Linked DNA regions of Mus musculus: all the other regions are linked to region 1. A link is a loop called in an ENCODE intact Hi-C map of the cell type or tissue named here. Cell type or tissue: heart. All regions are shown on one strand.

Region 1 (8,000 bases):
ACTGTGTACTGGCTGGTTTTAGGTGTCAACTTGACACAAGCTGGAGTCTTCACAGAGAAAGGAGCCTCCCTTGAGGAAATGCCTCCATGAGATCCAGCTGTAAGGCATTTTCTCAATTAGTGATCAAGGGTGGGAGGGCCCATTATGGGTGGTGCCATCCCTGAGCTAGTCCTGGTTTCTATAAGAAAGCAAGCTGAGCAAACCAGGGGAAGCAATCCTGTAAGCAGCACCCCTTCATGGCCTCTGTATCAGCTTCTGCCTCCAGGTCCCTGCCCTGTGTGAGTTCCAGTCCTGACTTCCTTTGGTGATGAACAGCAATGTGGAAGTATAAGCCGAATAAACCCTTTCCTCCCCAACTTGCTTCTTGGTCATGATGCTTTGTGCAGGAATACAAACCCTGACTAAGACACACCACATGATGGAGAGAGGCCTGGAGGGTTTAAAGGATGGGGCAGGTCTCACAGACTGATGGTCCTGAGACACCCAGCAACATGGGGTGGTGGGTAGTTTCCATTCAGTTTCCCTCTTTGTTGCAAAAAAGAAAAAAAGAAAAAAGAAAAAGAAAAAGGAAGAAAGAGAAAAAGAAAGAGAAGAAAAGATAAAAGAAGAGAAAGAAAAGAGAAAAAGAAGGAACTTGCAAGAAAGGGAATTTCCAGCAGAAAGAAAGGCTCTTTGTGTCAGTGGTCTGAGCAGTTTCTAAAGAGTGGATGCTGTAGGGAGCGGGAGGAATGCATGGAGCCACGGAATGAATTTTCCAACTACCTCTCTCAAAAGAATCCTCTAACAAACCAACCCCACCCCAGGAAGAATTAACTACTGCTAAAACTCTATGTCCCTGTTTCCCTCCTAACACCGAGCAAATTCCGTTTATATTAATTCTCCTACACAGGCACTGTCTTGGCTGCTTGATGCATCTGCACATCCCCAGTGCCTGGCGCGGGTGGGCGAGGCCTGCTTTGGCCCAGTGGATGGCTAGATGGATCAGAAGCAGCAGTCTGAATATTCAGATGGCTCTCGAGCTTTGAGCAAGCCAGAAGGATTAGCATATGCAGACCTGAGCCAAGAGAGGACTTCCAGGAGCTGGGACTACCCAAACCAGTCCCTAGCCAGGGCAGTGGAGGTAGCAAGGAAAAAATACTCTCAAGGTGTGTGGTCTGTGGAGGACTCCACTGCAGGTACAGAGATGAGGAGCACTCAGAAGCAGAGGCGCCAGTGTGCCAGCTACCCCACCCAGGAACGAGACAAACGAGGCAAAGCAGAGCGTGGTGGTATATAATCCCAGCATAGGGAAGGCTGAGGCAGGAGTACTGCTTTGAGTTTGTGGCCAGACTGGGCTCCTTAGCAAGTACCAGGATAGCTAGAAATACATGATAAAACCTTATCTGAAAAAGTAAAAAGAAGTATGGGAGAGAGAGAGAGAGAGAAGAGACGAGACAGGCAGAAAGACAGACAGAGTCACAGGGAGCAGGACACCATGGACCCGTTTCTAGCATGTTTTCTGTGATCAGCCTTGTGCTTTGACAGCTCACATTCCATCAACCCAGTCTCCTAAAGGACCAAGCATCCCAGACTTACAGATCAGAAGCCCAACCTACCAAGAGCCTGGGATCTCCCACTCCTTGTGGGTAGGTGCCAAGGCCTGCACCCCCAGGAAACTATGCAGTAGCAACCGAGGTGAGTACTGAAAAATGCCTGAGCTGAAAAAGCACTTTTCCACATTTCATATTTCTTGGGTAGTTTGTCTCTTTCTATCCAAGTTTCTTAGAAAGGGGTGTGTGTGTGTGTGTGTGTGTGTGTGTGTGTGTGTGTGTGTGTACTTTATCAGTAAAGAATCCGACAGGATTCTGATCTACAAATGGAGCTGTGAAGGAGAGAACGCTAGGTCTGTGGGGTAAAGTTTTAGAGGCAAGCAGAGTAGATGTGATCATGGCAGCAGGCTCGGGGTATCTGGTGTTTCACAGGGAGGACATGCTCTGGTGCATCCTGAGCCAGTGGCCCTGGCTGCCTCCTGGGGCTGGCTTCCCACAAGCTCACTTCTGTCTCCAGCAGCGCCTCAGTGCTCTCCTGCCCACCTAATTCTTTGTTTCCTCAAAGCCTATGTCAGGATGTTGTTATTTCAACACTTATAATTCTAACAGCATGCACCCCGCGCGCGTGCCTTGTGGCCTTGATATTCTCAGGGAGACAGACAGGTGCTCTCTCTTTACTCCAGTGGGTGGACATTGCTGACACATGGAAATTAACAGCAGCTTGCCACCCTGCAGTAGTTTAGAGTTTGCCTGAGGACTTGGACGGTGAGGCAGGCTGCTAGAGACCTCACTCAGGGGATAAGCCCAATTAAAGGCTCTGACTTTCTACTCAGATGGGACTCCGCAGCACAGCATCCCTCCTGGACTTAAGAGTCCAGGCAAAACCAACAGGTCCAGTTTGAGTGGGCGTGGCCTTCAAAATCACCACAGATGAGGTCCCCGCTGGGCCCTCCAGGAGCAAGGCCGTGAGAAAGGCCAAAGTGAAAGGAAAGGCCACTTCTAGTTGACCTCTGCTTTTGGGAACTTTGCAACCATGTGCAGGCAACTAGCTGGCTGGCAGCAGCAGGCTCTCTGAAGAATGCATAGGATGCCTGCTTCTGCAGCCCTGCACGCTGCCGAGGAGGGCGCCTCCGTCTCGTGTGCAGGGTCCACCCGTGGCAGGAGATCAAGTTGGAAGTGGGGGAAGGGCATGCAGGCAGAGATGGGTGCTGGAGAGAGGCGATCAAGAAAGCTCTCATTCTTTAACTTTATTCACCCTTAGGCACTATTTTGGGACAGCAGTGGCTTTGGGGTGTGTCCAGACAGCCAGAGCCTAATACAGACTTATCAAGGCTCACTCTTCGCTTTCTTACCGGCTCACTTCTGGTCACATGCAGTCTAAATACACATGCATGCAAACGGAATAATAAAATCACCCCTTTCCGTCGGTGTACTGCGAAGTGTCAGGCAGAAAAGCGGACACCAGGAAAAGAGACTCTGGCTAAAGAACTGCCACCTCCACAGGCTCTGCACCGCGTGAAAGCGTGACCTGATGCAGTGTGTCTCCTGAAACTGTGTGTCTCCCTTCCCCCAGCTCAACCGACTTCCCAGACTCCCTGGAGCCTGGTCAACCCCATCACAGCCCTGAGTTCTTCCTGTTCGGCCTCCTCTCCTCCCGAAGTAAAGGGATCACAGACGCACTTGATGGGGAAGAAGGGCCAAGATTCCACTCTTCTGGACAGTAGCCTAGCCTGGAGCCAGTGAGCCGTCGGGTCCCTGCTTGGGACTCCAAGATTCTCTGTCAATTTCATAGCTCTTCTCTGCCTGGCCACCTCGCTTGTGGGTCGGAGACCCCCCCAGCGTGGTACCTCTTCTCTAGGATGCCCACGCCACAGGCTTCAGCCACCTGCTAGATACCAACCGTGGGAGCACAGCCTGAAGCTGGTGGACACATCCACGGGTCTCAGCCAGTGCCTACCTCTGCCCTGCCTGGTCTCCATCAGGCAGCCCAGGTCGCAGGGACCGCAGGGGTTAAAGGGGTCACAAGGGTCGCCCACACACACACTTCTTACCCAATCCCGGCACGAAAGTGTTGAGGAAGAGACAGATGACAGCCACCGGGAAGGGCATGTAGGGGATGGCGGCGCGCAGGGGCCCCTTCTTCTCGCGAACCTGCACGACCACCCCGCTGGACGACGATGCCCCCCGGGGATCTGCCGCTGCCACAGCCGCCGCCGCCGCCGCGGTCTCGGCGTCTTTGTGCAAAGGCTCCATGGCTGGACGCGCTCTCCAGGAACCCTGCAGCCGCCCGGGGCACCAGGGCAGACGGCGGCCGGCTGCGGGCTCCTGGCAGCGCGCTATGCGCCCTTCTCAGGAGGCCAGTGCGCTCCGGGTGCTGCGAGGCTGGCGGAGAAGCCCGCCCTCCCGCGCTCCACGCCCCCACTCCGGGCGGAGGGCGGGAGGGGCAGCGTGACACTCTGTGACAGCGCTCCCTCGCCCCTCCCCTCCGGGCCCCTTCCCCGCCCCCTCCACACCTCTCTGCAAAGCCCTTGGTTCACCAGCAATGGAGACCCCAGCAAGGGAAGAAAGCGCAAGGAGAGCGCAAGGATGCTGGTGGTCTAGGTACCCAGAGGGATGGATGTGCCTCACCCTCCTAGCACAGGTGAACTGAGAACCTCACTCAAGGTCCTGGAGAGCTGGGCGTGCACTAGGCTGATTCAGTTGGAAAAGCCTCAAGGTTGAATCTCTCTTCTGGAGTGTGCATTTAATGCTAGGGAGGTGGGGGCTAGGGACGCTTGAAGCCTGAAACCTAGAAACACTTTGCATTTCGAGTCACGGAGAAAAAGCAACGTGTTTCGAGTCACAGATGCTGATAGGACTGGAAGCGAGAAATATAGCTTACAGCTTTATAAACCCATGCATGTCTGCAAGAGATGTTCCCTTCACGCGCCCACACACACACACACACACACACACACACACACACACACACTGTCTCACGTATAAGTTCACACACATAGAAACGAAAATGGAAAGGAATGCTTGCTTGAGGGAGCCACGGAGCTGGTAGTGGGAACCATGCCCTGACCAGTGTGCTGCTGCGGGACATCTGGGCCAGTTATGACTACCTGGTGAAGATGCGGTGCGCCCACAGCGCCCCCTGGTGTTAACGATGCACCGGTGGGAATAAGCGAATAGACTTGGCAAGAGTCCAAACCAAGAGCCTAATTCAGTCTTTTCAATAAGACCCTTCATCTACTCCGATGAAAATGACCTCCTCTAGCGGGGCACGTGCTTCATGGCTGCAATCCCATCCTTGAGAGGTGTAGGTAGGAGGCTCTCTTCCTATCAAATTCAAGACCAACTTGAGCAAGACTACACTTCTAAATAGATAAATATTTTAAGTCTACAAGGTAGCCTGCAGGATTGTAGTCATTACAATGATAGTACCGCAGAGCCAGTGACAAATTGGCTGGGATATGCTGAAGGTTCGAAGGTTCTGGGACTGGGACCTTCCCATGCATCCAACTGTAGGGGAGTTATCAGTCACTAAAGCCCCTCCCAGAAAGTGATGCAGGTCAAGATTTAATGGCCAACAGAAACTACTTGTAGGTATGTTTTATTTTAAATGTTTATCACAGCATCCTCTGTTGGGCAGCATCCCAAACTCTTAACCACATTCAATGCCTGCCTTAACTGTACAAAGCACTACATAGTACTGTGTTTTCTAGATGGAGCAATTAAAGCATAATCGTCCATGATAATGTGGAGCAGGTGATCTCTTTCCAAAACCCATATGCATAAATGACATTTCATCTAAAGATCCCGAAACTAACCTCCATTCTATGAATTCGCAGAATACCTGGATCTCTTTTGGGTTCCCTCTATCATTATTTGTCTCTGAGGAAAATGAACCCAGAGAGGGAAATAGATTTCTATTTCCCCAATTTCCTGTGGCTATCTTTGTGACACCCAGACAGAGCCATTGTGGGTGCCAACACATGGGAGCCTATGATAGCAGGGGGAATCCAGACCTGCAGTAAAGCTGGGCCTGGAGCTGCTAAGGTGGGTAGGAAACAGGTTAGTGCTGGGGGCGGGCAGAGGAATTAGGACTTTATTGTCTGGGAATCGCTGACATTTTAAGTGGACATAGGGCCTCATACGTGTTCTATTTATTCCTACAATGTAACAAGTGACCCTCGAATTGATCAGCTTGACATGGCCGGATTTTGGTTTGTATGTTTTTGTTTTGTTGTTTTGAATGATCATACTCTACGGTGAGAACATAAGAGAGGCGGCATTTCTCCCTCCATTGTCTGCAGATCTGCAGCTGGGAAACTCAAATGGCTGGTGGCTGGAACAGTGAGGACCACAAGATCCACTTCTAAAAATATTCTCTGGTCAGTGGCATCAGGGAGAGAGTTTGAAAGCTGGTTGGCCAGGGGTAGTCCTTCATGCTACCTCCATTGTCCACGTGACCTGGAGGTTTTTACATTAAAATATGGCCGCCAGTTTCTAAGTGAGAACTTGCTGAGAGGAGTCATCCTGAGAGTAGAGACTGCAGAACCATAATGAGTATCACCGCCACTTCTCCAAAAGTTACACAGTATCCTTCTGCATTTCTCCCTTAGGCATTCAACCAGCGACCCACCCAGACTTAAATACAGAGCAGCCCTCCTCTTAATGGAAGAATGAGAGCCCAGGCTTTAAAACCAACAGTATGACTATATCAGCTGAGAAGACCTCTTAGCCAAGTGAGGAGGACGGCTAGTGAGGATCAGGTCACGTGCCCACAGGAACTGAGGTGAGATGAGGACTCTTCTTGACCTACCAGCCCAGAGAATGGGAGAGACAGCTTCCAGATGCTAATTGGGCAGAACGAGCAGACAGAACGGAGCTGCTGTGTTTGAGCGCACATTGCTCTCTTTTCCGTTGGCTGTGATCAAACGCCTGACATAAAGCAACTCTGGCACGAAGGTCACATTTTGACTTACAGTTTAAGAAAAAACTAACCCGCCATCCATCGTGACTGAGGGAAGGCATGGCGGGAGGATCACGAAGCAGCTTGTTACCCCGTTTAGCTGGTAATTGATTACCCCAGGGCCCACACAGCTCCACGAGCTCACTTCACTCTGCGTGCCCGTCGTCCTCTTCCCACTCTCCTTGGAGTCTCACCTTGCCACACCCTGACCCATTTTTTTTCCCTCCAGCTTTTAGCTTCTGTTCCTTTTCTATAACAAGCTAGCCTCACTCAGCCAATTACTTGCTGGCCCACTTAGCTCCTAATAAATCTATTAAGCTGTAATCAATGCTCAAGCATCCTTGAGACCAACTCTCTTGATTAGACCTGGTGGTGATTAAGTGTGAGGGTCTCTGTAATTACCACTGAAAACCTGAACAATGAGTCAATTTGTTTGGCAGGGGGAGAAAACAGCTCATCTAGCCAGGCCCTGCCCATGGAAGTGTCTGCCATCCTTCTCCTGCGCCCCAAAGGCTGAAGATCAAGATCGTAGTAGCTTCCAAGGAAGCAGTCTTTGAGATGGATAAGGAGCCTGCAGAATTCTAACTTCATTGCTGGTGTGTTGGTCAGTTTCCTATCACTGTAGCAAAACACCTGAGGCACTAAGTCTGTAAACAGAGTTATTTTGGCCTGTGGTTTCAGAGGGTCCAGTCCATGATCCATTGGCCCTGACATCTCCCCTTGTGGTGGAGACTGTGGTGGGGGGCATACTGGCTAAAGAGAACAGAGAGGATGGAGTCCCACAGTCCTCTTTGGGAACATAACCCCTAATAACCTAACAAATCTGACAAGTGTCTTCCTCTTAAAGGCACCATTACTGCCCTGTAGTGCCAAGTTAGGGACCAAGCCTTTGGTACAAATGGGCATTTAGGGAAGATTGTAAATCCAGTAGACAGTGGTTCATGTACAACCACACAACAGTGGCACAAGCAATATCCTATAAAACGAAGCAATGAAGAACTGAGAGCATAGTTCAGCAGAGTGCTTGCTTAGCATGCATAAAGCCTAGGATTTGACCCCAGTACCACATAAGCCCAGCACAGTAGCACATACCCATAGTCCCAGCACTTGGGAGATTGAGGGAAAGAAGATCAGAAGTTCAAGACTATCTTCTCTGATGCAGAACGACCAAGACCTGCCTGGGATACCTGAGACCCTGACTGAAAAAAATAAAATGAAAAATAAGAAAAGAAAGCAACAACAAAGATTTCTGAGACAACAGGTGCCAGGTGGCACCCGCAAGTCACCGAGGATGGCTCAGCAGAGACTAGCATATTAGTGAGCTACATTCAAGCCTGGCCCTGCAGCCCCTCTGGGAGACTGGGTCCTTCAGCCCCTAACCAGCATCCCTGACCAGCAGCTTGAGCTGTCCAACACAGCTCCCCAGCCCTTCTCCTACCTCATGAGGCAGCAAGCTAGCCCCAGCTGCTCTGGCACGGGTTGCGTGGTCCCCGGCTTCCTGTGGTGACACA
Region 2 (8,000 bases), 310 kb before region 1:
CCATCAGCATGGCCAAAAGGCACTATTGCTTCTGCCCACATGCCAAATCCACCCTGTGGCAAGGGAGGAGCACTAACAGGGGTCTAAGCTACCAGGTCTCCCTGTCCTCCCCAGCCCCTCAGCACCTGGAAGCTCCTTCAGTACATAGCCACGAGCCTGGAAGGCCAAGGGAAGAGGACTTAACAACTGCCCTTGCATCAGGCAAAGCCCAGCCTGCTTCTGGCAAGCCAGAGAAGGGGGCTACCATGGGGAGAAGAATTATAGAGCCCTCAACTGCCAGCACCCAGTGGCAGACACACTGAGGACTTAGGCTCACTCCCTGGTCCAAACAAGAGAACAAGACATGCAGTGTAGGAGGGTCGGTCCACAGAAGTCTAGGCTATTCCAAGACCTACTTAAACCCTGGTGTAGGACCAATCCAGGACAAGTGGGCCCAGAAGGGACCCCGGCAACAGCAGAAGGCAGCACCAAGAGTGGGGCAGCCCTCCCCTGTCCTCCCCAGGTCCTGGGACTCAGGATTAGGAAGACAGGAGTGAACACAGGCAAGGCCACTAATTCTAGGACAAAGGAGGGGAAACTGTCGCTCACCTATACACAAACCATACCTCAGCTGAGCACCATCTCCTGGTACTTGGAGATGGTGTCTAACCCAACTGGCTTTTTCTGGGCGTCTCCACCCCACAGTGGGCTGATCCTCATAGGCTGACATGTCTCCCACCCAGAATGGCCCGAACCAAGCAGGACAAGCCAGAAATATGGTGGTATGCCCAATGCAGGACAGGGTCTCCTGGGCAGAGCTTACTAGCCTGGACAGCAGCTTAAAGATCAGGGCACTGTAGGCAGATTATGAGCCTGAGTAGGTACATCTCCCAAGGCCATTTACTCTGTAATGCCTCAGGACCTACTGGCAAGGCTAAAGGAACCGAAGCCTTAGTCTCTAGAGTCCCTGAAAAAGGACACCAGCTATGCCCTTGAAGGTAGGCTGACCTCTCTCCTCTTAGACGAGGTAGGATGGAAAGTGGTTGGCAGGAGGTGCTGGATCTTGGGAAAGCTAGCTTCTCAACCAGAAAAAACCACGGGTTTCACATCCCAAAGTACTTAAGCACCAGCACTAAAAATACCCACGCTAAATCCCCTGTTCTCTGGTCCCTTCCAAGAACACACAAGGTGTCCATCCTAGGACTGGAGCCTGAGAACCCCGTGAGTGAAGTGCTGTCTGGAGAGCTGGTACACCCCCTCAGGCCCCTCAGACCATGAGTACCAAGAGGTCCTGTGAATGGGTGTGAGAGCTGTGAGGAACCTTCAGGAGAGTATGGGACCAGAACCTCAGATGCACTTGGAAAATCCACCGATTAGGAACCCCTAATGGCTCTGCTGGGTAAACTCCCAGCCATCTACCCTCAGAGAGGGGCTCACACGGCTCCTTCCCCAGCCAGAATCCGAGCATCAGGAAACCCCTCGGGTTTGGTGGGGACTGAATGCAGAACATTCTCTAGATTGTACAGCCACAAGTGGTCACTGAACTTGTGTTCCAGGCAAGGCTGATGGGCCAGATCCTGGGCGGCAGAGAACAGAGGTGGTCTGGTCTTTGTCTCTGGAATGGCCCCAGCCTCTCTGAGCCATGTTCAATGAAGGAATGATACAATACGTCTGTCCCCATACCTATATCCCTACCCACGGGGACAAAGGAGCTTTGCATTTGACCTCGGCAGATCACAATTCATAGGTCCTCGGGAGCAGGGCAGGAGAGGAGAGCAGGAACGAATGGTGGGCAAGCAAGCAAGTATGGAGGTGCACATGCTGGTGGTAACAAGAGTGTGGGCATGCTAAGGGAGCCAGAGGGGCTGGGGGGAGGGGGTCAGCTGGGGCTGAAGGCGGGAGCCATCGCCAATTCTCCAATCCTCCAACTCTCTAAGCAAGTCAGTCTACCAATCACTCAACCGCAGGAACTACATCCACAGGAACTACATTTCGGAGGACTCCTGCCTGAGGAAGCTCTGGGAGGGCATGGGGTGGTCCGGACAATGACAATGATGACCTCACATAATCATCCACCCTTTGTACACAGGGCCCTGCTCACCTGTGGAGTTCTCAGAACGCAGACTCTTCTTGGCAACTTCAGCCAACGCCCCAATTCCCAGACCTACAGCCAGACCTGGAAGGGTAAGAAAGCAGGTGCTTGAGTGGCTGGGACCACCCAGGTAGGTACCAGGCCTGGTGACCAGCAGGCAGGTACCACTGCAATGTACTAACATTCGCTGGGTACTCCCAATAGGGAGTAGGAAAGAACACACACTGGTGGTTGTAGGACAGTCAGCTCTGAGCAAGTGCTGCCTGTGAGTTTGCGCAGCTCTCATCCATCACCTGTGACAACCCACACTCGCGAAAACACAGGCAGACTCCATATTGGAAGGAACCAGCACAAATAGGAAGACAGAGCAAGCCTGGTCTGTGGACCACTTCCTGGAAATACAACTATAGAAGACAGCCACTCACTCAAGTCTGCAAGAGCATCCAGTAGTCTTGAATCACTGTATCGATATGCAACAGGTAGCAGTAAAACCTGGGACGTTCAACAACAGCAAAAACACGGGGTGTCCCAGCTGAAGTCCCTGGGGCCAGAACAGAACCCCCCCCCCCACTCCCATGCTGGCAGCACTGATAGTGACCGAGAACAATAGCCCTTGGGTCTTCCCTCCCAGGAGGTATGGCTGAGGCCAGGCAGAGAGCCTGGGAGTCTGGCTCAGGGCCCACACCTTCCTGGAAGCTCCCTTCCCAAAGGCTGTACAGGACGGCATACCACTCAGAGACGGGGCAAGGGCTATGAAACTCTTCTCCAGTCTTTCTACAATAATCAATGCATTACAGAAAAACGCTGGATTTGCTGAAAATGTATAGAAAGAAATTTAGGCTGTGTGTGGCCACACATGCTGTCATCCCAGCATTTTGGAGGCTGAGGCACGAGGTCTAACATAGTTCAAGGCCACCCAAGGATGCAAAGCAAATTCCAGAATATCCAGGAGTATATATGGTAACCTTGTCTCAAAAAACAAAAACAAAAACAAAAACCAAAAACACAACACTCAAGTAACTTTTTAAATGCTTTTTAATTAAAAGGTAATTCTTTTACACATTTAATACTATATTTATTTGCCACTAGGTGGCAGTGCATGCTCTACTTTGCCCACCTTACCAGCCGTTCCTATCACAGAGGTCACTAAGAGAACCAAAGGTGTCAAGTGCCCACACTCTCAGGTCCAAGACATGGCAGCAAAACAGCTTGTTTATTCAAAACAATCAGGCCCATGGTGACAAAGGAAGTCTCGTGTCAACTACATGCATGACTTTTAAGATTTCTGGAGGCCATTAAAAAACAGGCGAGAAGAAACATGGAGAGTGAATTCTAATGCATTTAGCCCAGCATAGTTAAAATAAAAATCAATGTAAAAATTGAAAGCACTTTCCATCTCGGGTGTGTGCACTGTCTTCAAATCCTGTGGGAAGGCACATGCATTGGACACATGGGGCAGAACAAGCCAAACTGGAAGAAGCCACAGCGACAACCAAGACATGCTGGTGGTGCCCTGGGATAGGGTGCTACTGTGGATGTCTGGTGGGGCAGGCACCAGCCCTTTAACACTCCGCCTACCCAGGCCAGTCTGGATGGCACTGGGCACTGGGAGCCAGAGTCCTAATTAAACATTAACTTCCCGCCAACTGTCTTCCTCGCCCTACCTAACACAATATCTAACTTAGCAAAAGAAAGGAGGACAGGCAGCATTCAGTCACCAAGGTCCCTGTGGAGTCCTTCCAGCTTAGAGACACGCCCACAGAAAAGGCAGACGACATCCAGCCGCACACACAGCAGTCAGAGCCCCCTACACCTACCCCCGGCCGCACAGCGCTGGGTCAAACTGTCCCTGCCTGCTTCTGGGCTCCCAGGCAAAGCACAAACTCTACCACGGGGGTGGGGAGACAGTTATTAAACAAATGCCTGAAGGAACATTCTAGAAAGGAGGCCTCTGGCTCCATCAGTAGCTGCACCAGACCTAGGAGCTGCCAAGAGAGGGGCAGGCTCCTGCAGCAGGCAGACCAGGAGGGAAGAACAAGCTCACCCTACCAGTGATCATGATCTCCCCGGTTCTATGAACCCAGAATAAACTGGCTCCCCTTCATGGGCCTGGTATAATGAGATTCTTGGAATCCCCTGCCCAGCTCAGCTTCACCTAGAACCAGGTAAACCTGGGATAACTAACTCTGGGAAGGGGAATTCCAGGCTGGGATTTTTCTGCCATCTTCAGATACCTTGCTTCTGCACCCAAGGACCTCACACAGCACTGCCTCTTCTACTGTGTGTGTTCTGTGTCTAGAAGGCTTGATCTCCACATGTCACTGAGAGGAGAGAACCACTGTTGGCAGCCTGACCTTCCTCCTGGCCTGTGACGGCACACTGCCCATACACAGAAAGTTCCTAATACTTCTCATTAAAAGTGGTTTTGCCACCAAGGAAGGGAAGTGACAGGGCACAGAACTCTCCCGCAGGCAAAGCAGAGGTCCAGCGGGCCTGTGTCCAGGCTGGGAGCCTATTCTGGGTAACTCAGGAGCCTCACCTAGCCTCCCCATTCAGGTCCCTCTGGAAGTCACCAAAGAAACAGTCACTCCACTCCCTACCAGTCACCACAGGTGGAAAGCAAAGATTTTAACCACAGGAGCCTTCATGAGCAGGCTGGGTAGCATTGAGAGTGGAACAGCAGGCTACCACTCCTGCTGGTGCTGCTCTGCATGGTGAAATCCCAGGGCTTGTTTACAACACGTGGCTGGAAAGGGCCTCTGCATAAGCAACCAGACAAGAGTACTGAGGAACCAGGCACTGTAGACCAGGCCCCACCTGTACTCAGGAGGGACCCAGGGTCTTGTGTGTGTGCTAGGCCAGATCTCCACTCCCTGAACCACATCCTCAGCCCTAAAGTCCACTGTAATTAATACACATGGCTCACTCACTCTGCTAAGAAAGTCCACATAGAGCAGACAGACAGACATGGCTAATGTCCTCTGCGTGGGTACTAACAGTGTACTTCTAGATAATACTGGCATCCAATAGCAGCCTCATCCCCCAGGCACTGCAGCCCAGGAGGAAGAGGGAGAGAAACAAAAAGAAAGAGACAAAGCTCCCTGAGGTGTCTTCTCCCCGGGGAAGACCTAACAGGTCCTCTGCTGTCTATGTAGGAAGGTAGGTGCCTACTCATAGGACAGGCAGCTCAGATGTCCCTGCACAAGACAGAGGTCTGTGCTCAGCTCCTCCTCTGAAACTGCACAGAACAGCAGCCATTCTCAGCAGGTTCCTCTCACACTCGATGAAGAATCTGCTACCACATACACAAGCACCATGACAGATGCTTCACTGCAGGCCCAGAAACTGTCAGGACCCACAGCCTGAACCTTCTGAAACTGCCTGTTGCTTCTGCCACAGGTTTTGGCAATGGTAGAGAGCAGAGAAAGTAACTGATAGAGATGGACAAACAAGAGGATATACTTTCCAGGAAAGGGAAGACAGAAGGTCCTGGGCCTCCCTAACCAACTCAACACCAGGACCATCACTGTCATAACCTACCAGAACTGTTATTTAGCTAACCACTGGTCCAAGGCCAGTATGTGAAACAAGCCAGCAAAGCTATTCTTTTGTAGTTTACATTGCCTGAACCTGGAGAACCTACAGAGCACAGATAAACCTTCATAAACTGCACCTCCAGAAACCCACATCACAGCACCCTGCAGCAAATGGCCAAGCACTCGCAACAGGACCTCGCAGACGAGCAGTGTGCACATGCACTATGTAAATGTCCTTCCAGAAGAGCACAGGTATGGTAGGGTCAAAGGCTACTTGCATAAAAGCAAGGACAAATAAAATGCCCAGGCCTGCAGCAATCAGCTTTAACTGTTGGCAGCAAAGGGCCAGAGTCTGTCAGTACCACACTAGCAGTCAGACTATAGGATCTGGTAAACAGGTTCCCCAAATGGCTGGTCCCAGACCAAAAGGCCCTCTATCTAGGGAGCCAAAGGGCCCAGTGAGGCACCTGTATTCATGACCGGTCTCCTTCCAGCAAAGACTGCCCCAAGGACTAGCCAACTAGCCCAAGCTGTAGCCCATGGCAAGATACAGCCACACACCAGGCCCAGGGATAAGCCAAGATGAGGCTGGAATCCAGTAATGAGGTCATCACCCACAGGAAAACACTCAGCAGCTACTTCATGGGCAACATGGCCATATACCACCCAGTACTGGGGCACGGCTGGATTCCCAACCATTTCCACCTTAATGTACATTGGCCACCTCCACTCGAACAGGACAAACAGGGCAGGGCAGGGCAGTAGAGGAGGGGCAGCACGGGGTACGTGACCACCTCACCTCCAAAGTTGGCCAACCGCCCAATCCGGGTAACTGGCACCTTCCGCTCCCGAGCCCGCTCACTGAGCTGAAGGGAAAAACAAGAGAGACCTATAGGACTGACAAAACTAACAAATGAGACAAGACAGCCTGAGGCTCATGCTGTCTGTGCCTCCCCTCTCCACTCCCACTGGCAGCACTGTACAAAAAGGCTTCCAGGTATTTCTAAAGTCACAGCATGGGAGGTTGGGGGGAGATGCGGACCAGCCCCAGCCCCACTAGGAATAGAAACCACCCAAGTCCAGCCAGAACGCCTCTCAGACCTACCATCTGCTTGTGTGGCTTGCTCTCAGGGCGAGCCTTGGCCTGCCGGGCCTTTTCAATGTCTTCAGCCGTGAGGCCTCCCACGGAGGACTGGTCCTGGTGGAAGGATCTTCGCTGGATGCCGTTGGCCAAGAACAAGTCTCTGTGATCTACAAAGAGCCTTCCATTGACTCTGCCCATAGGAGAGGTGGCCTGTCCAGGGAGCCCAGCTTCCCTGAAAGGCCCACTGGAAGCATAGGCAGGGGCCGGTCCCTGACTGTGGGATGGAGACAGTGACTGGTCCAGGGAAGAGGCCGCAGAGAAGTCCAGGGAGGTTCCAGCTGCCTGTGGTGTTGAGAACTGAACTTCGGCTTCCAGATCTTCAAAGTTCTCAGTGGCATATGAATCTTCATGCTTATCCTGACCCTGCGGGGGACAAAGGCCAGTGTGAGGGGCAGGGCTGGGCTGGTGAGGTACTTGCATGTGACTGCCCATCAGCCCTCTCTAACCCTCCAAAGGATGCTGCCTAAGACCTGAGGTCCACTTCAAAGGCTAGGAGGCAGCAAATAGCTCTCACATGCTTCTTCTAGAAGCCTGCTGTGTGATCTCAGGCAGGATGCTATACACTACTGGGCACTTACTGTAGGCCCAGCCAGGGCCAGGGAAGATGCACATGGCTGTAGCAACAGGCTCCTCATCTATAAAGCAGGGCCAGCACTGAGCAGCACGTGGGGCTTTTAGGAGAGAAACCAGGACAAAAGCTGAGGAAAGCCTGCAGAAGCATAAGTCACAGAGCAGCGAGTGATGAGAGGAGAGCACAGGTGGGAAGCACGGAGCCACAGCACCTCACAGCAGACAAAGCCTACCATCAACCCGGCATGCAGCTACAGTTCTTGCCAGACATGGTCAGAGCCTGGCTGTCCTTGCCAATCTGAGATACAGAGAAAGGGGGCAGAGGACACCCCATGTTTCCTTTGTACATCATAGGTTTAACCTCCAAGCCCAGATTCCTTCTAGTTTTTAACCTGGAATGAACTTGGACAAGTTCCTAACCACTCTCAGTGACTTCTACATCTGAAAATAGGGCCCCCACTGTCAGACAGCAACAGAGTTACACCCAAGGTCACAGAAACTGCTGGTAAATGCTATAATTAAATAGCACTGTGTCCTAGAGAGAGGGGGAGGGCAGGCCTATGGCCATGTTCACTGGTCCAAATGAAATCTGAGCAAATGCCATGGCCTACGTGCTGTCCGGATGCCATACAGCAACACAGGGAGACCTGCAGCCCCATGCACAGCTACCTGAGATGCC
Region 3 (8,000 bases), 50 kb before region 1:
GGAGATGAAGAGACACATCCAGAAGTCAGTAGCTAGTGTGTGTTTGAGACACCCACCCCTCTCTATAAATCGACCTGCATCTTAGCTCCTGATCTGTGGAGAGCACAGTGGGAATGGCTGATTGGATACTGGCTGAAAGGCTTGGATCTTAAAGAATACCGAAGGCCCAGCTGCTGCCCTCTCTACTCATTCCCTAAGGGCTCAAGGCAGAGGCTTGGATGTCTGTTACCTCAGGTTCCAGCGCTTAGACCCAACTGACACCAGCTAACCCCAACTGACCCAGTTGGCCCAGAAAACAATATTTGTATGTTGCTTTTACCATGTATGGCAAATGTCTGTTTTATAAGGTTACTTCCAACCTATTTCCTGTTTTCAGCACTTATTACTACAACATAAGTAAACACGTGCATGACTCTGGGGGGGGGGGGGAAGAGTACTGTAAGCTTAGATCACAGCCGTGCATAATCACTGCAAGAGCCAGCTATCTCTCCAGCCACGCCCAGGCAGTTTCTTATTCCGTAACTTCAAGCGCCTGCATTGGCTTCACATTAGGGAACAGATGACCACCATGAGCCAGGTCTACAGGTCTGGGTCACACCACCATAGCTGGAGACAGCTCAGCTCTAGTGCTTGCTGGGCTGTGGCCCCAGCTGAGGTTCTAGCAGGCTCACCATCACCTTGGCTGGCTCAGCAGCACTGTGAAGAACACACAGTGTGGCCGTTCTCACATTCTCATTTCCCTCTCTATATAACAGGGAAGGCCAAGCTGTGGGCGTGTAAGGCTAGGCACAGGAGAGGGCACACCTGGCCCCAGGCACGTATATAGATGATAGGTGGAGTCCTCCGTCCTCCCTTCTGTCCTCCACGCTGGGTGTGTGCTCTTAGGGGTGTAGTCTTGCCCCAGCCCCTCCTGATTGCTGCTCTGTTCTTCTTCCTTCTTGCTATGATGTGAAATTCTCTGCTTTACAATACTCTCACCACTGGTCCCCAACATAGATTAGAATCCCTGAAACGATTTGAAAAACAAATCCTTCTTCCTTTGAGTTATATTAGACGGTCTAGTCCCCCAGCTATGGGAAAGCTAACACGAGCTGTGGGTTGTTCTGATAGACAGGAAGAGGCTGGACGTTTCCCTTGGCATATGAGGAGCTAAGTGCTGGTCCCTGATCACCCCAGCACTGGTGATAAAATTGCAGGCACATCTCTCTCTGTCTTTCAGCCAGCTGCTCCTGAACCAATGACAGGAGATGATGTATTCTTTCTACCCACCTGATGCTCATGAACCCTGAGATGCCCTAGGAGAGTGATTTTCAACCTGTGGGTCTCAACCCCTTTGGGGGGGCCAAGTGACCCTTTCACAGGGGTCACCTAAAACCACCAGAAAAAAATCAGATATTTATATTACTATTTATTTTTTTAAAACCTTTTTTTATAAGATGTATTTATTTATTATATGTAAGTACACTGTAGACACACCAGAAGAGGGAGTCAGATCTCATTACGGATGGTTGTGAGCCACCATGTGGTTGCTGGGATTTGAACTCAGGACCTTTGGAAGAGCAGTCAGGTGCTCTTACCTGCTGAGCCATCTCACCAGCCCTATATTACTATTTATAACAGTAGCAAAATTACAGTTATGAAGTAACCAGCAATGAAATTAATTTTATGGTTGAGAGTCACCCTAACATGAGGCACCATATGAGAGCCACTGCTCTAGAATATTCCATGGGTACAGGGAAGCCCAGAGGCTAATTATCCCCCAGGCACTGATCTTTCCATAACCCACAAGGGTTCCATCTTGTTAGATTTTTTTTTCTGCCTATCCAGAACTTTCTAGATTCGTCACGAATTGGTATGTGTTCTGGCGTTTCTCTGGCTGTTGATTTGTAGCCTTACAGTCTTGTACTCATCCAGGATATGGAAATTATTTTAATGTTGTATCCTTGTACGAGAGGATGTCCCATGGGCTGCTGAGACGAGTAAGTACTATACAGCATTTGAATGAAGTGCTCTATAGATGTCTGTTAAGACCATGTGGTGTACAATGTCATTTAATTTGAATGTTTCTGTATATTTTGTGGTGAGGGGATGACCTATTGGTAAGAGTGTGGTACTGAAGTCACCCAGTACTATCATGCTAAGGTTAATCTGTGACTTTCCATCTAAATAGCATGCGTTTTATGAGATTGTGTGTACCTGTATTCAGGGCACATACATTTAGAATCATAATGTTCCCCCGATGGATTGTTGTTTTGTTCGAAGTCTATTTTATCAAATTTTACAACAGTTTTGTGCGTTCTCCTGTGTTTATCTGTAATCTATTTCTTTCCCTTCATCGGTAAATTTGTTAGGTTCCCCAGGTCTCCGCGCATCAGCTAATAAAGATGTTGGCTGGGCTGTAGACTGCACCTTGCCACCCCCGCTGCATTTCAGAAGATCCCCTCGTGGTGGCAACCGTCAGCTCTAAGTTCTGACTACTCATACCCCGTGCTCATTTGTGGTTAGCATCATTTCAACATCTATCTCACACACATTTCCTTTGCCAGCCAGTCCAACCTCCCAGGAAGGAAACGGGCACTGTGCACCCTCGGGGCCTGGTGCTTCGTTCAGAGTCTACATCCTTGGCTACAGGGGACCCAGTGAGCGGAGAAAATGTTGGATTGGTCCCCAAGGAAAGGGGAAGATGGCCATCCAAATGGAAAGACCAGCAGGTGAGGTTGTAGGGAGAGAGAGAGAGAGAGAGAGAGAGAGAGAGAGAGAGACGAAAGCATTCAGGGCAGCTGGAGATCTGATTACAGAAATGGAAGACACAGGAATTCAAGAAGCTACCAGGAAGGTCACATGGATGTTTATTAAATAGAAAAGAGGAAAAAGAAGAATAAAAGATTGCCAAAACCATATTTCCAAGGGTTAAAAAAAATTGGAATGCCAAAGAAATGCCATGCTCTGTTATCTTTATAACACGGGGCACTATATGTATGTACACTGTATTATGTATGTATGTATGTACACTCCGTATGTACACGGAGATATGTACACGAGCTTTGTTGCGGGTGGCGTTCCTCACCACGTGTACAGTAGCATTGCTGGAAGGAAGGTCTTCAAAGCTGGCAGAAGGCTGGAGGAGAAGCGGGAGCCCTGCACTACCCCTGCGGGGCTCTGTGGACCCCAAAACAAGGGTGGGGACTCAAGCCTGGGGACACTGAGAAAATTAAGCAAAAGTCAAACCTGGGCCCCATGCTTCAGTTTAAGCCAGGAAAGTCTAGAATCTTTCCAAGGGCTGAGATAGTCCGAGCAGTCTCCAAGAACACTTGTAATCTTTAGAATGGGCTGGCAATGCCTCCGTACCCCCGGGCCCCCACCCGCCCGCCCTCCACCCCCCACCCGCCCTCCACCCCCCACCTGTGCTTGGACTTGGGCATATGGGGTCCCTGTGAGAAGGAGTGAGAAAAGTAAGCCCCCGATGTCGTCAGAGAACAAGAAAATGTACAGCAGTTAATTTAACAGACAAAAGCCAACGGCAACACCAAAACAGTAATCCACAACACAACGCGGCCTGCTCTTAATACAGTGATGCTGCCAGCATCTTCCAAAACAAAAGAGCTCCCGGGTGCAAGGGAGCCAGCCCGGGAAGAGCCCGCGACTACTCCACAGGAAATCGCGGGATTCTCACAAGCCCCAACGTCATTTGTCTCTGCTTAAAACTTGCCCCCTCCTCTACTCCTTGCTGGCTCCTGGGCTGGGGCAGGCAGTGTACTCGTTCAGAAATAAAAATCCTGCCAGAGTCGCAGAAAAGCGTCAGGAAGAGGTCTCTGCCCCTCCCCCACACCAGCAGACCAATCCGGAGCCGGGGGGCTGCAGTAGCTCTGGATAGGGGGATGCAGTGGGAATTCTGATCCCACAGACCCCAGGAGAGGGCAACCGGTGTGCACAGTGGACGGAGTTGAGGAGGGGTGACTGGCCAGGGTGAGGACAGCAGTTTTGTGGCTTTGAGTTGTCCCCACACTGGGGTGGGGGCTTCTCAGTGACATAGCTTACCAAGAGTCACCAATGCTCCATAGACTCACTGGGTCCCAGACTTAACTTTAGTGGAGTCATTTCTTTAGTCTCCCTTGGGGGGTTGTGGCATACCGAACTAGTGTTTGTTTTTGCCAGGAAGAGTCTGGGCTCTCCCAGTGGGGCTGTGCTTGACTGGGCTTGGACTCTCTAGACTCTTGGCTTTGGCAAGGTTGGGGGAAATGACGGACTGGCCTGATTTCTATACTGTAGATAGTTAAATGGAAGGGCATTGCTGTAACAAGACTGTAGTCACTCTGATGGGATGCACAGGACCACTCTGGTTGGGATTCATTGTGTCCTGGTGCATCGTGGGATTGAGGCTGGGTCATACTCTGAGTGGAAGTATACACTGCCTCTGTGAGCATTCAGCTCTCAGAAACTAACAGGAAGAAAGATGAAGAAGACTCTAAGTCCCTTGCTCACCACTTAGATGACCTCTTCACAATACCACTGTCCAAGATGACCTCCACATCCTCTACTACCTGGGCACAGAACTCTCTAGCAGGAGACAGAGCTCCTGGTAGGTGAAGAAAAGGTCTTCCCGAGCTTGCTGTCACTGGTGGAGGCTGGATACTGTAGGGATGTGACCTACAGGGCATCTTTGATCTGAGCTCAGGACCTGAGCACTTTAGCACTGAAAGAACGCTTGCTAACTGCAGAGCCTCCCTCACAGCACAGGGAGTGAACCTCATCCCAGGGCTGGCAGATGGTATCCTGGCTCCCTGCTTCCACTAGAGGGAAACCTTGCTCTGCAATCCGACGCGCTTCTGCCTGGGAGTAGGAGATGCAGTGGCCAGCTGGTTCTCTAAGTCCAAGCCCTCTCCAACCACAGAACAGACAGTCCCAGCTTTCTTCATGCAGGTCATTTACCATCACTAAGGCCTTGCATTTTTAATCTTAAGGTCAAAGGAACACTCATTCAATCTCTTTCTTGCTTCAGGACCCTTGGGCCTTTGGGGGGATTTTTCTGGTCTTGGGGTTTCAGCCCACTCTATGCTGGCCTTAGACCCGATGTGTGGATGGCTTTTCTTTTGCACATCTTAATCCTTTTCCGTCTAGGGGACGTGCTAACCATGTAGCTAATTGGCTTCCTATGTCTCCTATAGCTGAGTTCTCCCCGCTGCTCCTCAGCCCCCAGCATCCTACACCCCACGATTTGCAGCCTCGGTCCTGTGAGGGAGTGTAGGACCTAGATCCCATGAGCCAGGCAGCTCCGGGCACCGACTCTGTCTTGAGCTGCCATCTGCTTCCATCTTCCATTCGGGACCTGCAGAAGCCAGGGGGGCGGGTGAGCTCAAGGATTCAGGAGGGCCATGGAGAAATACTGCTCTCATCCTTCGGAGGACGTTCATCATCCCTCCCTGTGACTTCTGAGAGGTATGTGTCTCAGGGAGAAGCCTCTGGTCTCCTTGTGAAAGCTTAACAAAAACTCCCCACAGGTTGCTCACAGAACAGCAGATGAACTGAGCTGAGCGGCACCTGGGCCACGCCCCCTTTGGGGGCGGGTCGCTGGGGCTAGACACAGGTCAGGGCCACGGAGGCAGGGAGTAGACCGTGCCCTCATCACTTCCTTTGCTTCTCTCCAGGGCAGCCAGAGACTTGACCCAGGCAAGATTTGGCAGTCTGAGGGTGGGGGGTGGGTCATCTCATAGTGGCTTCCTGGCCGCAGTCTGGGGTCCTCAATGGTCCCTAAAATACACTACACAGTGTTGAATAGTTTTAACGTAACAAAACCTAGAATCACCAGGGAAGTCTTAAAGAGGAATTATTTTAGATTAGATTGGCCTGTGGAGGATTATCTTATTTGTTTAATGGAAGTGAGACGATCCACCCTGAATTTCGTGGGCTGGATCTTGGACTTTTTAAGAGTACATGAAACTGGTTGGGGGTGGGGGAGCATGGACAGCATGGATGCATTTGTTTCTCTGCTGTTGACTGTGGATGTAGTGACTTAGGCACTTCTAGTTCCTGCCATCATGACTCCTCCCTACGATGGACTGTACATAGGCTAGATTATAAACCAAACAAACCAACTTTCCTCTTTCCTGGTGCATGTTGCTTTTTGGTCAGGGTATTTTACCACAGCAACAGAAATGGAGCTACGACAGTAGGCTACCTGGTCCTCTCTCTTGCTCCAGGGTCCTGGTTTGGTAGAAGGAATGGCCACTCTGATAACAATGCCACATTAGATCCTGGCAGTGCCACAGTCTCTGTGGATTTTCTCTGTGTGCCTGTGATGTCTGCCCCTGGCACTCATAGCCAGGGCATGGTCTTCTGAGTTATTTCCCAAGGTTGGGACAGCAGCCCTGAGCTATGCCACCCAGGCAGCTTTGTCACTAAGGAGCCCTGGTGCCACTAAGCGCTTTCTGGGTCCAAAGCCCTGCTTTCTAGATAGCTGGTGTTCAGTAAATGAACTCTGGTCACCTAGAACCAATGGCCTGCTTGGACTGTGAGGAGTGAATTAGCCACTGTCTATCGGCTGAGAATGGTTATGCTAATCAGGCCTGGCCCAGGGGGCTGATGCTTGGAGCTAGTAGCACCCCTCAGACTCACTGTTCTGGGGGCTCCTAAAGTCTACCCACACCATCCACCTGGAATGAGGGGGTGCTAGGGAGGAAACAGCTTCCCAAGCTCACAAGCCCCTGTATTAAGCCATCCCACACTAGAACTCATGGTGACACTTGTCACTCAGGAAAGTCCCACTCGAGTCTGGTTCATGTCACTAAACAAGCAATACAAATTACCATCTCCTTCCAACTCCCCCGGTAGCCACCCCCAGCAGAAGCCAGGGAAATAGACTTCTCCCTCGCTGTGGGGGCCGCTCTTGCCAGGCCTGTCATCACTAGCTCTGTGGGATGAAGGGCTGTGGGCGGACATCGTGGGAGGGCACACTGACCCATCAGTCCCCTTTCTGGTACAGCTTTGCTACCAGAGGTAGCCTCCTTGGGAGCAGTGATCTGCTGTGGAGAGAACCAAGCCTGGCCCCGTACCCCAAGACAGGGGCTGAGAACAAACAGAGCAACAGAAAGAAACACAGGAAGAACTAGACCCCTTGGCAGGTGTTCCAAAGGTACAACTCGTTCCCACACAGCCTTGGAAGAAACTGATGGATAGACACAGGGTAGGGCAGGCGAGCCAGCCCAGAGTCAGGGCCAGAAATGAGTACATCATGGGACTCCATCTCTTCATGATGTCGGACTTCTAAAGATTGCAATTAAGAAGGCTGGTGGGGTGGGGTGGGGTGGGGTGGGGTGGGGTGGGGTCTTGGAACCCCAGAGAAACAGGAGCTGCTTTTCAAGAGCCTCCATCCACCAAGGCAGAAAGTGGACGGCTCCTTTCTTTAGCCCTGGCCACACTGTGACAGAGTTTCAGGCAGATGATGAGGGACCCACTGATGGCTCAAGGCCAGCATGACCGGGAACTGAGCCCTGGGTCTGTCCCACATGTTAGTTCTTCCTATGTTAGAATAAGATGGAGAGAGATGTAAGTAGCCACCCGGACGCCATCAGTTTGAGTCGGCCTTTCTCTTAATTTCATATCGGTACCTTCCCACTTCCTGATGTTTGCTCTGCCTAGTAAGGATCTGGCTCTGTACTGATCAGTCCCAGGTTTGCTGCTTAAAGGGGCACATGCCCCGCCAACAACTTCAGCCTCACGATGCGTCTTCTTGCAGCACACATGAACTTCAGGTCAAAGTCCCCAACCTGATGATGTCACTCTGCAGGTCTCACGGTTCAAATGCAGTCCAGTCTCCAACGTCCCCCAGGACTTGCTTGGGCAAGGCTATTTACATTTCATGAGTCCCAGTGCATCTGACTATTCACAGGATTCTCGAGTGATATCCACGTGTTTGGCAATGGGTGGGAAGCCCAGACTCCACTGGGATGTCAAGAAACAGTAACAAACGGATTCCATCATCTTCCTCAAAACAAACCATCTGG

The links. Hi-C counts contacts between places; a loop is a spot of excess contacts. Peaks named below come from ENCODE experiments on the same cell type or tissue, not always from the same donor. Only the 100,000 strongest peaks of a DNase experiment are listed, where the experiment ranks them.
Region 2: it touches region 1 in a loop (12-fold over the local background); 3 of 42 quality-filtered maps call a loop at or near these places.
Region 3: it touches region 1 in a loop (6-fold over the local background); 30 of 42 quality-filtered maps call a loop at or near these places.

The regions. Positions count from the first base shown.
Region 1 is chr1:180,479,548-180,487,547 of GRCm38, forward strand. Stum (mechanosensory transduction mediator) reads right to left here and starts at 3,957. Exons shown (of 4, transcript NM_001081227.2): 1 at 3,581-3,957. The coding sequence starts at 3,782. In heart, a CTCF peak has its summit at 4,690 (motif pointing left); a DNase peak (open chromatin) is centred at 4,644; H3K4me3 peaks cover 2,167 bases; H3K27me3 peaks cover 7,833 bases.
Region 2 is chr1:180,172,171-180,180,170 of GRCm38, forward strand. It overlaps Coq8a (coenzyme Q8A), which reads right to left. Exons shown (of 15, transcript NM_023341.3): 3 at 6,713-7,114; 4 at 6,407-6,473; 5 at 2,081-2,155. Among named protein-coding and RNA genes, the nearest start is that of Coq8a, 20 kb to the right of the region's middle. In heart, a CTCF peak has its summit at 3,152 (motif pointing right); DNase peaks (open chromatin) are centred at 3,701 and 7,891; H3K27ac peaks cover 439 bases.
Region 3 is chr1:180,429,555-180,437,554 of GRCm38, forward strand. Stum (mechanosensory transduction mediator) reads right to left here. Exons shown (of 4, transcript NM_001081227.2): 4 at 2,819-8,000. Among named protein-coding and RNA genes, the nearest start is that of Gm39712, 25 kb to the left of the region's middle. In heart, CTCF peaks have their summits at 2,440 and 4,783 (motif pointing right); DNase peaks (open chromatin) are centred at 2,467 and 4,797; H3K4me3 peaks cover 762 bases; H3K27ac peaks cover 1,170 bases; H3K27me3 peaks cover 6,014 bases.